3 separate regions of the Homo sapiens genome follow, and regions 1 and 2 are each linked to region 3. Evidence: chromatin contacts called from ENCODE Hi-C or POLR2A ChIA-PET data. All regions are on one chromosome and are shown on one strand. Each heading gives the region's core, a stretch centred on a gene start or an enhancer-like site at or near the end of the contact. The rest is flanking DNA. Distances are from core to core; before and after follow the strand shown. Region 1 holds the start of LINC01003 (long intergenic non-protein coding RNA 1003). Region 2 holds the start of ACTR3B (actin related protein 3B). Region 3 holds the start of PDIA4 (protein disulfide isomerase family A member 4).

Evidence for each region. A loop is a pair of places that touch in the nucleus more often than their neighbours do. ChIA-PET counts read pairs that join two places held with the same protein, here RNA polymerase II (POLR2A). Pooled maps may share reads with other maps.
Region 1: a loop to region 3 is called in a map of naive thymus-derived CD4-positive, alpha-beta T cell, with 6 times the contacts of the local background. The contact joins the promoter of LINC01003 here to the promoter of PDIA4 in region 3. A Hi-C loop is called at or near these places in 1 of 168 maps with a recorded cell type or tissue (naive thymus-derived CD4-positive, alpha-beta T cell), 1 of 37 single-sample maps with no recorded cell type and 9 of 50 pooled maps. POLR2A ChIA-PET finds 5 or more read pairs at or near these places in 1 of 52 experiments (naive thymus-derived CD4-positive, alpha-beta T cell).
Region 2: a loop to region 3 is called in a pooled map, with 14 times the contacts of the local background. The contact joins the promoter of ACTR3B here to the promoter of PDIA4 in region 3. A Hi-C loop is called at or near these places in 7 of 50 pooled maps.

The regions. Positions count from the first base shown.
Region 1 is chr7:152,461,212-152,465,373 of GRCh38, forward strand. LINC01003 (long intergenic non-protein coding RNA 1003) reads left to right here and starts at 2,913. Exons shown (of 1, transcript NR_027387.1): 1 at 2,913-4,162. RefSeq lists a silencer at 2,545-3,564 and enhancers at 2,837-3,338, 3,339-3,838.
Region 2 is chr7:152,756,732-152,761,160 of GRCh38, forward strand. It overlaps ACTR3B (actin related protein 3B), which reads left to right and starts at 3,021. Exons shown (of 12, transcript NM_020445.6): 1 at 3,021-3,195. The coding sequence starts at 3,152. It also overlaps the pseudogene RN7SL845P. RefSeq lists enhancers at 2,663-2,822, 3,823-3,872 and silencers at 3,073-3,592, 3,353-3,647.
Region 3 is chr7:149,026,118-149,030,065 of GRCh38, forward strand. It overlaps PDIA4 (protein disulfide isomerase family A member 4), which reads right to left and starts at 2,388. Exons shown (of 10, transcript NM_004911.5): 1 at 2,204-2,388. The coding sequence starts at 2,291. RefSeq lists enhancers at 1,508-2,102, 2,103-2,696 and silencers at 2,021-2,070, 2,161-2,230, 2,301-2,880.

The DNA of each region.
Region 1 (4,162 bases), core at 1,663-4,162, 3.4 Mb after region 3:
TGAAAGAGCAAGACTCTGTCTCAAAATAAATAAATTAATTAAATTAAATTAAAATTAAAAAAATTAGCCAGGTGTGGTGGTGCATACCTGTAGTCCCCACTACTTGGGAGGCTGAGGTGGGAGGATCACTTGAGCCCAGGAGGTCAAAGCTGTAGTGAGCCGAGATTGCACCACTGCACTCCAGCCTTGGAGCCTTGGCAACAGAGAGAGACCCTGTCTCAAAAAAAAAAAAAAAAAAAAAAAAAAAAAAGAAAGAAAGAGAAAGAAAGAGAAAGAAAGAAAAAAGAAAAAGAGGCCAGGTGCAGTGGCTCATGCCTGTAATCCCAACACTTTGGGAGGCTGAGGTGGGCAGATCACTTGAGGTCAGGAGTTCGAGACCAGCCTGACCAACATGGCGAAACCCTGTCTCTACTAAAAATACAAAAATTAGCTGGGTGTGGTGGCAGGCACCTGTAATCCCAGCTACTAGGGAGGCTGAGGCAGGAGAATCACTTGAACCTGGGAGGCAGAGGTTGCAGTGAGCCAAGCATGGGCGACAGAGTGAGACTCCATCTCAAAAAAAGGAAAAGGAAAGGAAAGGAGGAAGAAACGAAGAAACGAAGGAAGAAAGGAAGAAAGAAAGAAAAATAAAGAAAAGAGAGAGAAGAGGGAAGGGGAGGGGAGGGGAGCAGGGAAGAGAGGAGAGGCTGGGCCCAGTGGTTCACACCTGTAAGCTGAGGTGAAGGAGTTTGAGACCAGCCTGGCCAACATCGTGAAACCCCATCTCTACTAAAAATACAAAAATTAGCCAGGGTTGGTGGCACGTGCCTGTAATCACAGCTACTCAGGAGGCTGAGGCAGGAGAATCGCTTAAACCTGGAAGGCGGAGGTTGCAGTGAGCTGAAATCGCACCATTGCACTCCAGCCTGGGCGACAGGGCAAGACTCCGTTTCAAAAAAAAAAAAAGGAGAAAGAAACAAAGAAAGAAAGAAAAATGCCTCCCCAAGGTGACAGACGAGCTAAGCCAGGCGAAAAGTCTAAAGAAATTCAAGTGCAAAGGCCCTCTGGCAAAAAGGTCTTGGCAGAAAGGTGGTCAGTGTGCCTGCTGCACTGAAACTGCTCCTGTAAGGCAGGGATCCTATAAGGTAGGCCTTGAATGTCATGATGGGGAGCTCGGTTAGGACCCCCATGATAGGTAGGAAGGCAGCTGGAAAGAGCAGTTCTGCCATTTTTACGGATACATTCATGAGCCATGATGGGTCGTCCTGGTGGACCTCTGGAGCCTGACCTGGGTCCACGTTTGAGGTCTCCGACTTTAGTGACCCTGGGAAAGTTACTTGAGTTTCCTCATTTGAATAGCCAAGGGTTTCTCGTGTTTGATGCCAAATGCCTTGTGCGGGGATTGGCTCCAAACCTCAGCCTCATCAGTCAATTTATCCTTACGTTCAAGAGCAGCCATTTACAAAACGAGCTCAGAAAATTAAAAAAAAAATACAAACTTTAAATCGCCAGAATACTGCATAAACTAAAAGTAGGCCGGGCGCAGTGGCTCACGCCTGTAATCCCAGCACTTTGGGAGGTCGAAGCGGGCGGATCACCTGAGGTCAGGAATTCGAGACCAGCCTGACCAACATGGAGAAACCCCGTCTCTACTAAAAATGCAAAAATTAGCTGGGCATGGTGGTGGGCGCCTGTACTCCCAGCTATTTGGGAGGCTGAGGCAGGAGAATTGCTTGAACCCAGGAGACGGAGGTTGCAGTGAGCTGAGATCGCGCCACTGCACTCTAGCCTGGGCGACAGAGCGAGACTCCATCTCAAAGCAAACAAACAAATAAAAACAAAGTAAAAGTAAATTCCCCAGGCAAAGCTGATTATATTGCTGGGATAATCGACTTTGTCACTGCAGTCTCACTTGGTACTTTAAGAAACTCCATCTTGATCCTAGGTCTGGGTCGATCTGGGCGTTCCTGCTAATTTTCTGTTTTAAAAACCTAAAGCAATAAAAATGTTGATATTGACATTTATCATTTTTATCCTCGCCCTCTGCCTTGTTTTGCTGGGAGATCTGTTCCACTTGGCTGAGTTTAGGGAGGGCGGGGAAGCGGGGGAGAAACCGAGGCGCAGGGTGGAGAAAGGGAGAAGCCTTGCAGACTGAACACATGAGAAAACCTGGAGAAGGGATTCGCTGCTGCTTATTTCAGGGAAGAAAACCGAGAAGTGAAGCACAGAGGGGTCAGGTTCCGGGAGCGGCGGGAAGGTTGTAGGGGGCCCCAGGGCAGGTCCTGGAGCTCAGGCAGCCGGCACCGGGAGCCCAGCTCAGGCTGCGGGGTGCAACCGGGCAAGAGCGCTCGGGCTGCCGAAACGGGAGGAGATCAGAAAAAGGAGAGACATGGAAAAAAGGAGAGGAAGAGGAGCAACACTCAAGAGGGAAGGAAGAAGGCAGACACTGAGGAACGCCCGCAGGAACCCGCAGACAAGCAGAGAGCCGGGCTGCGCTGGGAGCGGGGCCCGCGGAAGGGGCGGGGCGCCAGGCGGCTCGAGGCCAATGGGAGGGCGGGCCGGGGCGAGGGCGGGGCACTAGGCGAAACGACGCCAATGGGAGGGCGGGCCGGGGCGAGGGCGGGGAATTAGGCGGTGCGAGGCCAATGGGAGGGCGGGCCGGGTCCTCTGGGCTGAGGCGGGGTGCCAGGCGGCACGAAGCCAGTGGGAGGGTGAGTTAGGGGCAGGGGCGGGGTCCCAAGCCAATGGAAGGGTGATACCGAGAGGGCGGGGCGCCAGGCGGCGAGAGAGCCAATGGGAGGCCGAGCCGAGGACCGCGGGCGGTGGGCCTCCCCCCGAGAGGAGGGAGACCCGGAAGGCGGTGGGGGCGGGGAGTGGAGCTGACAACCTGTCAAATCCACTTTGGGACGAACTAGGTCACGCGCTCCGCGGGTCGGGCACCCCCGCCCGCCAGGCACGGCCGCGGCTCCTTCCTCTTCCTGCCCGCGGTAGTGGGGGTGGGGCAGGCCTCGGGACACCTGCCTCCGCCGCCGGCCGCCGGCCGCCGTCCTCGCGCGGCTTCCCGGGCGGCTCTGCCCCGACCGTAGACTCCCGGCCCGCTCGCCGCGGCAGGAGCCGTGGTTCCGCGGACCTGGGCGCGCTCTCTCCCTGGCCACTGGGAGACCCCCCGCGGCCTCGCGGGGAAAACCTCGGGACTGCCCCGCGCCCCCGGCCGTCTCTGCGTCGCTCCTTCTCGCCCGCGACCGTGGACTCGTCCTCGCGAGCCTGGGTTGGCGGAAGCTGCGGGGGCCGGGGTCGCACTACTTGGCGCGGAAGGGCCGGCGGTGGGCGGAGGGATCCCCGTCCGCGGGGTGAGCCGCTGGGCGGAGCCGGGAGGAGCCGCGAGGATCCGCAGTGGGGAGCCGGGAGGAACCTGGCGCCGGCACCCACCCGCCGCGCCCACGCGTGCCGCGGTCGCTTGTTTCCCGCGGGAGCCCGGCCGCGCTCGGGGGGAGGCGCGCGCGCAGCTGGGGCTGCCTGGGTCTAGGAGCTCCGGAGCCACCGTTTTGTGCCCGTGGAGCCGCGGGGAAGGCGCACGCGCTCGGGTCTTCCCGGCGGGTCGTCCTGCACTTTCTCCCTCTCCGGTACGGACCGCGGCGTTCTGTTTCCAGGCAAAGGAAAATAAGTCAAAGACTCAGAAGGCAGCCTGAATCCAGGGCCTGGGATGCAGGGTTTGCTGGAACGCCAGCCGGTGCGATCGCGCCCCTGGGATTCCGCTTAGCCCGCGCGTCCATTTCCCTGCATGGTGGACTCAGTAAAGCCGGATCTGTCCAACGCCTGCAGCGTGGATGTGGAGGCGGACTAATCAACTAGTGCTCTGTTATTATTTCTACCCATCCCTTTTCTCCATGCTAATTTGCTTAGAACTTTAACATTGAATGGACAGCAAATGTCATGTTCTGTTTAATTATCACTCCTTGACCATTATGTTAATTTCTTTCCCTAACAAGGTGACGCATTGTTTTAAGTAACAATGACCAACTCATCTACTCTTCTTCCAAATTGTGTAAATTGAAGGGTAAAATGTGGGAAAACGCTAAATTTGAATGCTAAATTTGAACATTTCACACAACAATAATTTGAAATGCTTCTTTGCAATATTATGGCGTTTCGGAACAGATAAAAATACTTCATTTTCAGACAT
Region 2 (4,429 bases), core at 1,771-4,270, 3.7 Mb after region 3:
GAAAGGGCATCAGGATGGGGCATTTCTTCCACTGTTTTTGTCCATCATGATTTTGGTGCATGGAGGGGCTGCAGCCGTCTCAACACTGCATGGGATAAGCTGAGGACAAACGACAACACGCAGGGCCCTGGCAGAGCTGAACGTACAGGCCCATGATGATGCCATCGAATGGTCAAATTATCCTGGAGTCACTGGATTTCCTATTGTGCGAGATAACAAATTTGCTCTTTCCTTGTGCCACTTTTAGTTAGGTTTTCTGTTATCTGCCTACAAAACACCTTTGATATATCAAGGGTTAGTGGTATCTAGAGGAAATCACTGAGGTCAGGAAATCTTTTGTTTTCTACCAGCTGCTGACCATGGCCATCAATCCCAATGAGTCCTATGCAGAGAAGATGCTCCCTGAAATCGCACACCCTTTATTACTAGCCAGTCCCAAATTCCTGTAAAGACTTCTTCCCTGGTGTAGTAGCTGGGTCCTATACAAGCCTTGAGGTCTTTCTTCCTGGGCTTTGTGCATGTTTTCCATCCCAGAAACACTCTTCCACCCTACAGTCTCCTCCACCTAGCTACTCTGCCCACCTTCTGGGTTTCAGCTTCAATATCATTGCTTTGAGAAGTTTCTACTGATTCCCAAGTCAGCCCCTCTATGGCTTTCTGGGCACCCTGGACTTGCCCTGTCTTAGCATTGACTACACTGTATTGTAATTGCCTGTTTACTGTTGCTATCTCCCACTGGACTCTTGTGGGCAGATACTCTGAACATCCTGTTTACTGCTGCATGCTCAGTCTAACACAAAGCCTGACTCACAGTAGGCGCTTGATATATGTTTGTTAAGTGAATAAAATAAAAGACATGGCAGTGTCAACAGTCTGTAATTTAGAATTAATCTATGTTTAGGCTAGGGCCGTGAAAAAAATGGGAGCTGGGCTGGGAGCAGTTGTACTTGCCTGTAGTCCCAGATACTCGGGAGGCTGAGGTGGAAGGGTCCCTTGAGCCCAGGAGTTCTGTGCCACCCAGAATGATGGATCTGCACTAAGTTTGGCATCAATATGGCACCCTCCCAGGAGCGGGGAACCACCAGGTTGCCTAAGGAAGGGTGAACTGGCCCAGGTCAGAGATGGAGCCGATCAGAACTCTCATGCAGATCAGTAGTGGGACCATGCCTGTGAATAGTCGCTGCCCTCCAGCCTGGGCAACATAGTGAGACCCTGTCTCTAAGAAACAAGCAATAAGAAAAGAAAAAGAAAAGGGACCAAGGCAGGGCTTTGGCAAAACACAAAGCAAGCCAGCCAATCTTTAACCCCAGCCTTGGGCTTCTAAACTGGGATTCCTCCACACTTACTCCTTTTTATTTTCCTCCCATTTGCTTCTCTCTTCAGTTCTCCTGAACATTCTCTAGGTCTGGGCCTTAATGGGTACTTATGAGTTAAAAAAAAGAAATGATGATGGGTTACCTAGGAGTGGTCAACGTATCTATTACTTCTAGGTAAAAAACACAATGTTTTAAGTACCTGTAAAAACAACATGTCTTGGCTGGGCGTGGTGGCTCATGCCTGTAATCCCAGTACTTTGGGAGGCTGAGGCAGGCAGATCACGAGGTCAGGAGCTCAAGACCAGTCTGGCCAGCATGATGAAACCCTGTCTCTACTAAAAATACAAAAAATTAACCGGGCATGGTAGTGGGTGCCTGTAATCCCAGCTACTTGGGAGGCTGAGGCAGGAGAATTGCTTGAACCTGGGAGGCGGAGTTGCAGTGAGCCGAGATTGCGCCACTGCACTCCAGCCTGGGCGACAGAGTGAGACTCATCTCAAAAAACAAAACAAAACAAAAAAATACATGTTTCCAGAAAGCTCCTAAAAAATTAGTATCAAGAATTTACGATCGGGCAAGAAGCAGGAAGCAAGTGGCAAGTGGGACTCTCAGTACCTTTATAATATAGTAGGTGGTGTTTGCCTTCTTTGGTTTCAGTAAGAACTTTTGGGCGATCATCCCATCTTCGACACTTGAAAACATTTTCCAGGAGTGATCTTGGTGTGGTTTACTCAGTCTAAGGCCATTCATTCCTTAAGGCTGGCCAAGCATTTGTTTTGCAGATTTTTCTTCTTAGAAAAATTTAGGCCGTGTTAGGTATAATAATTCCAACTAATTTTTTTTGTTGTTTTTTTGAGACAGACTCTCGCCCTGTTGTCCAGGCTGGAGTGCAATGGCGCGATCTTGGCTCACTGCAACCTCCGCCTCCCAGGTTCAAGCGATTCTCCTGCCTCAGCCTCCGGAGCAGCTGGGATTACAGGCACCCGCCACCACGCCCGGCTAATTTTTGTATTTTCAGTAGAGAAGGGGTTTCACCATGTTGGCCAGGCTGGTCTGGAACTCCTGACCTTGTGATCCACCCTCAGCCTCCCAAAGTGCTGGGATTACAGGCGTGAGCCACCGCGCCCGGCCAATTCCAACTAATTTTTTTTTTTTTTTTTATTATATGGGGAAGGTTACTCAGTCATTCAACAAACATTTGGGCACTTCCACAGGTACACCAAATACTGTGCTAAGCACCTGCTGCTCATCAATAGTGATTAAGACAGACTCAAGCCCTATCCTAGAAGATTTGATAGTCCAGTAGGGGAGGCAGACAACAAATACATAAATATAAAAATATAAACACTTTGCTTTAAGGGTTAGGAATGAAACCAACAGATTGTTGAGACAGAGGATACAGTACCGGTAGGGGACATAGTCAGGGTGATCAGGAACAACTTCCCTCGCAAGGTGACATTCGAGCGAAGACTTACAGGAGGAGAAAGGCGCCAGGCCTCGGAAATGGGGTCACGTTCATGTAAGTCAGTTAAAAATAAACCCCAATCTCTCCAGCAGCAAGGTTGGACGTATGGGGCCAAGAAGCCTCGCTGCCAGCACTAAAGATGGCGCGCCGGAGTGGGGGTGGGGGTGTTGGGGGAGGCGGGGCGTGCGCGCGTTCTGATTGGCCGACCGGGGAGTGACGTCACGTGTCGGCCGCCGAGCATCCGGGCTCCCGGCAGCGGCGCTGCGGCGGCTCGCGGGAGACGCTGCGCGCGGGGCTAGCGGGCGGCGGAGCGGACGGCGACGGGGCGCTCTCGGGCTGCCGGCGGGGCCGAGCGCCGCGCGTCCCGAGCATGGCAGGCTCCCTGCCTCCCTGCGTGGTGGACTGTGGCACCGGGTAAGAGCAGCTCGGCGCCCACCCCCGCTCCTCCGCGGCCCCGCTCCCGGCCCCTGGCGTCCACCTCGCCTGGAGGTCGAGCTGCGTCCGTCGCCCCGGGCTTGAGCCCCGCGATCACCTGGGCAGGTGGGGCGCCGGCCGCCGCTTCCCTCCAAGCCTTGCCTTGACGTCGTAAAACCCCCTCTTCCCTGCCGGGAAGGGCCACAAGAGGAAAAGCACGGAGGGTAGGGACGCGGTGCCCACTCTGAGCGAGCCCGGCGCTCCTCGCCTCCCCCGCCCACGTGGCCGGGCCCCTGGACCCGCAGCCCGGCTCCGGCCGTCGCCGGGGTGGACACCCTGAGGGACACCGGGAGCGCGGGATCTCCCCTCCTAGGAATATTCGCCAGCGTGAGGCACAGATCATCACTGCAGATCCTTTAACGTCACTCATCTCCTAGTGAACGGTGTCCCTGCCTTCCAGCGTTCTCAGCACTGGCCCTCGTTCTGTCCCCGCGTGTGCGTGTCATTCCTCCTGGCTGAGGATTCTTTACCACCTACTTGTGGAGAGAATAGCATCGATCTCCCAACTTGATACCATTTTTACTGCCCTCCCTGCGCTTTTCCAGTATGAAATGGCACACTCAGGCCAAGCTGTCCCTTTGGTTTGCATAGATTTGCCTTTTCGCTGAAAAATGATGTGTTTAAAAAGACTCCATTTTGAAAAATACCCTAAATTTGGGAGAGCATGTTTGTGGAATTGTGGTAGAGGTTTTTGTTTTTAACTTTTTGAGTGTGACCACTTCTTTCGTTGCCGTTAAGCTATTAAAAAGAGATCTTAGGAAATGCCCTGAAGTATCGGTGACCCAAGTTAGCTGGTTGTAGTAAGGTGATTGCTGAATCCATGTAGCTGGTAGTTTGGGAATACAAGCTTGCCTGCCTGCGTTATGGGTGTAGTGCTTAGTAAAATAGCCTGGAAGTAAATTTGGTCTCTTAGCGATTTTTTTCAAGAAGGGATTTTAATCATTTTTGCCACAAAATGTAACATGGCATGTTCACCTTACCCTTGATTCTTTTCTATAGAAAAATGCACTTGGTTTGGTTTCCTTGACAACCTTGTGGGGGTGCCTTCTTTAGTTTGCTACAGTCCATCTCCTACTGTTAGTTCCTTCCTTTTGCTGCTGAAGCGACCAGAAGTGGTTGTGGACTGGAAAAATCCTCTTTGCTTGTGTGAATTCTTTTTGAAATACACGTCATA
Region 3 (3,948 bases), core at 1,138-3,637:
CACTTGAGGGGTGAGGTAGTGCAGACTTGAAATAAATCTGTTGGACAAGTTATCAGTGAATCTATGACAGGTTTTGACAGTGAATGGCCGAGGGATGCCCTCAGGGATGAGAAAGGGTCAAGGTAAGCCCACACCGTGGCTCACGCCAGTAATCCCAAACACTGGGAGTTTAAGGATGGAGGATTGCTTGAGGCCAGCCTGGGCAACATAGTGAGACCCCATCTCTACCAAAAAAAGAAAAAAAATAGCCAGGCTGGGCACGGTGGCTCACTCCTGTAATCTCAGCACTTTGGGAGGCCAAGTCAGGCGGATCACGGGGTCAGGAGATCGAGACCATCCCGGTTAACACGGTGAAACCCCGTCTCTACTGAAAAATACAAAAAATTAGCTGGGTGTGGTGGCACGTGCCTGTGGTCCCAGCTACTAGGGAGGTGGAGAAAGGAGAATCACTTGAACTCGGGAAGCAGAGGTTGTGGTGAGCTGAGATCGCGTCACTGCACTCCAGCCTGGGCGACAGAGCCAGAAAAAAAAAACAGCCAGGCGTGTTGGCAAGCACCTACAGTCCCAGCTCCTCGGGAGGCTGAGGCAGGAGGATCCCATGAGCCCAGGAGTTTGAGGCTTAAGTAAGCCATGATCAGGACAGTGCACTCAAGCCTGGGCAACAATGCGTAACCTTATCTAGGAAAAAAAAAAAAAAAAACGGAGCTAGAAGTCCCAGGAGGCCTGCCCTTGGCCATGATGACCCCTGGGATTCCTAGGCTCACCCTAGGAGCAACTGCTTCCCAGGGACTCTTCTGTGTTAAAGACCTCTGACCGGAAGGATAAACTTGCTGGTCCTAACAGCTCCTAAAGCCACTCTCCCAGGCCTCTCAAGAATCCCCCCAAAAACAGAATCACTGGATCAAAACCAAGACAGTGCTATATGCTTTTCCGCTATGTTCCAAAAAGCATCTTCCACCCACACTGGTCCTCAACTTTCACTGTGCCTCCCGAAGTTAATTCTATGTCTCAAGGGAAAACTGACTTAAAACGCAGATTCCGGGGCCCACCCCTGCATTCTGCTTCAGTGTATTTTGGGTATCTGTATTTAAATAAACACTATTTAAACAAACATGATTTGGGTAAAGGTCTCAAGACACAATTTGTAAGCAGTCCCGCTATCGGATTCCTTTCGGCAGGTGTTTTTCTCGCCGAGTGTGGGTTTTTACTTCCTTTTCTATTTGGGCAAAGACTCTTTTTGAATCAGTGACCCACGCAGAAGTTACTCAATCTGTTTGAAAGAGTATAAAGTTCACGATTTCCCTACACACTAACATTATCAAAGAGTGTATATTTATATTAGAACAAACTCAGAAGGTTAAAAAGCTAGTGATTAAAAGTAAGGGCAGAGAGGAAGAAGGTAAAGACCAGTACCTGGATGCCTTATTCTCTAGGAATAACAACTTTTCCTTAATTAGCACTTCCTAATCTTCAGAGTTCTTATGTCTGCAGCTAGCTCACTTCGAAGAAAAATGCAGGGACCATGAAGTAGTTGTTACTATTCCTACTGGAGTACGCGCTTCATGGGCAGGGACCACACTCACAATCTTTTCCTCCCAGAACCCAGTACAGGGACTGGCACACAGTAAATGCTAAATGCAGAAGGAATGGTATCTCTAGTTTCTCAAAGGTGCAAACCAAGCCATCCCTTTCTCCAGAATCTATGGATTAATCATTTCCAAATCTACAGACCACATTTTGAAAAGGAATGCTTGCTGTTCCAAAGAACTCGCACTTGTTTCTTCACGCCCTCGCCCCTTCTCTCCAGTGGCTCTCCCTCTCCCTTCCCACTGCCTGGGCGCGTTCGCCTGGAGTTAGCCTGGACCTGACGAAAATCTGTAAATTAAGGCGAAGGACCCAGCTGCAAAAAAGGCGCTCTGCAGCCCTCTCCCAGCCTCGGGTGACAGGGGTCTTCCAGGGCGTCGGAGCCCAAGAGACCCCGGCCACCTTCCTCTCCCGGGAACCCCAAATCGATCCTGCCACTGCCACAGCCACCGCCCCCGCCCCTTCAACTCCGCCAAGTTTACCCCGGGCTCGGCGCCCATCACTAGTTCTGGAGCTGACCGCGCGGAAGCCCGCCCGCCGGGGTCGCAGGGCCCAGGCCCCCGCACAGCTCTGCAGCCCCCGCAAGCACAGCCCGACCCGCGGCGCGCTTGCCGCTCACCCTCGTCCGGGCCCTCGGCACCCGCCACGGCCAGCAGCTGCACCAGCCCCAAGAGCAGCAGGAGCAGGAAGGCTTTCCGGGGCCTCATGGTAGCGGGGGCGGAGCGCGGCCTCCTAGCGTCGGCGGCCGCTGAGCGCACCGAGAACTCGGGGTCTGGCCGACAGCCCGTCGCTCCTTAGCGACGCGGGGGAGCCGGAAAAACCCACGGAAGTCGTCCCCGGCGATTGGCAGGGGGCGGAGGAAGTCGCGGGCCGGCCAATCCCAGACTGACGCCGGCACGGACCGCGCGCGCCTCGGCCGCGACGAGTCGGCTCCGCCGCCCTAGGCCCTCCCTACTCCTGCGCGCGGCCCTCGGCTGCGCGTTTAAAACTCCGAGCCCTAACGTGAGGTGCCCCCTTCTGATTGGCTGCGCCACAACCACCAATCAGCGGCTGCCACTCGGTTTGCCGGGAGCGCACAGGCCAAGAGGGAGAGCGGGGGAGAACAAAGGCGGCGGGCCGGGCACGGGGAGTGCGGGACCTGGCTACGCCTCGGGGCGCTATTGGCAATCGGTGCCGGGGGCGGGGCAGGAGAGGCGGAGCCTGGGAAATGTGGAGCGGGGCGGGGCTCGGCTCAGCATCCTGCGGCCGAACTTGGCAGTAAGAACACGTGTCGGTACCGGAGCGGTGGGGAGCAGTGGCGAGCAGGGCGGTCCTCGCAACCCGCCGGGGCTCTGGGAAGCTGGAGACCAACGCGGGCGGAGGAGCACGAGCCTGTTTGTTGCTAGAAAGGGGCTCCAAGTCCGCTGCATGTTCGTGGCCTTCTTAATTTCTTTTTCTGCTCGAGCAAATAAAAGTTTCATTTCTCTCCGGAGTATTGAGCTAGAGAGCGGGGAAGAGCATGCAGTAAAGTGAATCCAGACTAGAATCTGGGGAAGCCTCTCTCCAAGGTTGCATCTCGGAGAAACAAGCCATCAGATTCTTGTCTAAACTTTGCCTCGTCTTATTTAGTTTTCTAGTGATTTTCTGCAAAAGGAAATACCAGATAGGCAATCTAGTGGTTTACATAGATCTGAATAAAAGCTTGAGGTTTTCCCTCTTGACCACTTTGGAGAAGAAAACTAGGTTAAGATGACGATTTTTGTATGTCAGAAAAGAAGCCTGTAATGTGCATTAAGTTTGAGACTTTTTTTTAACACCTGGGAGTTTGAGAAGGCAAATAGGGAAAAGAAAAAAAATAGAAACTCAAGTTCAGGAATATTTTCTCGTGTGTGCAGATTATTACGTGAGGAAGAAAAAAGGGATAACTCACAGACCTTAGCAATTAAAAATACTTAATTTTTTTGTTGAATGCCTATTAATCTGATGGTTCCTGGTCAATTTTGTAGGGCAGAACATTATGCAACTGTACACACTGATTTATTAGAGTGCTATGAATGTGGGCCACCAGACAGTTCGGTATCATGTTATTTTATTTTTTGAGACAAGAGTCTTGCTCTGTCACCCAAGCTGGAATGCAGTGGCGCCATCTCCTCTCACTGCAACCTCCGCCTCCTGGGTTCAAGTGATTCTACTGTCTCAGCCTCCCGGGTAGGTGGGACCACAGGCGCCCGCCACCACTCCCTGCTAATTTTTATATTTTTAGTAGAGACAGGGTTTCACCACGTTGGCCTGGCTGGTCTCAAACTCCTGACCGACCTCAAGTGATCCACCCACCTCGGCCTCCCAAAGTGCTGGGATTACAGGTGTGAGCCACCGTGCCCAGCC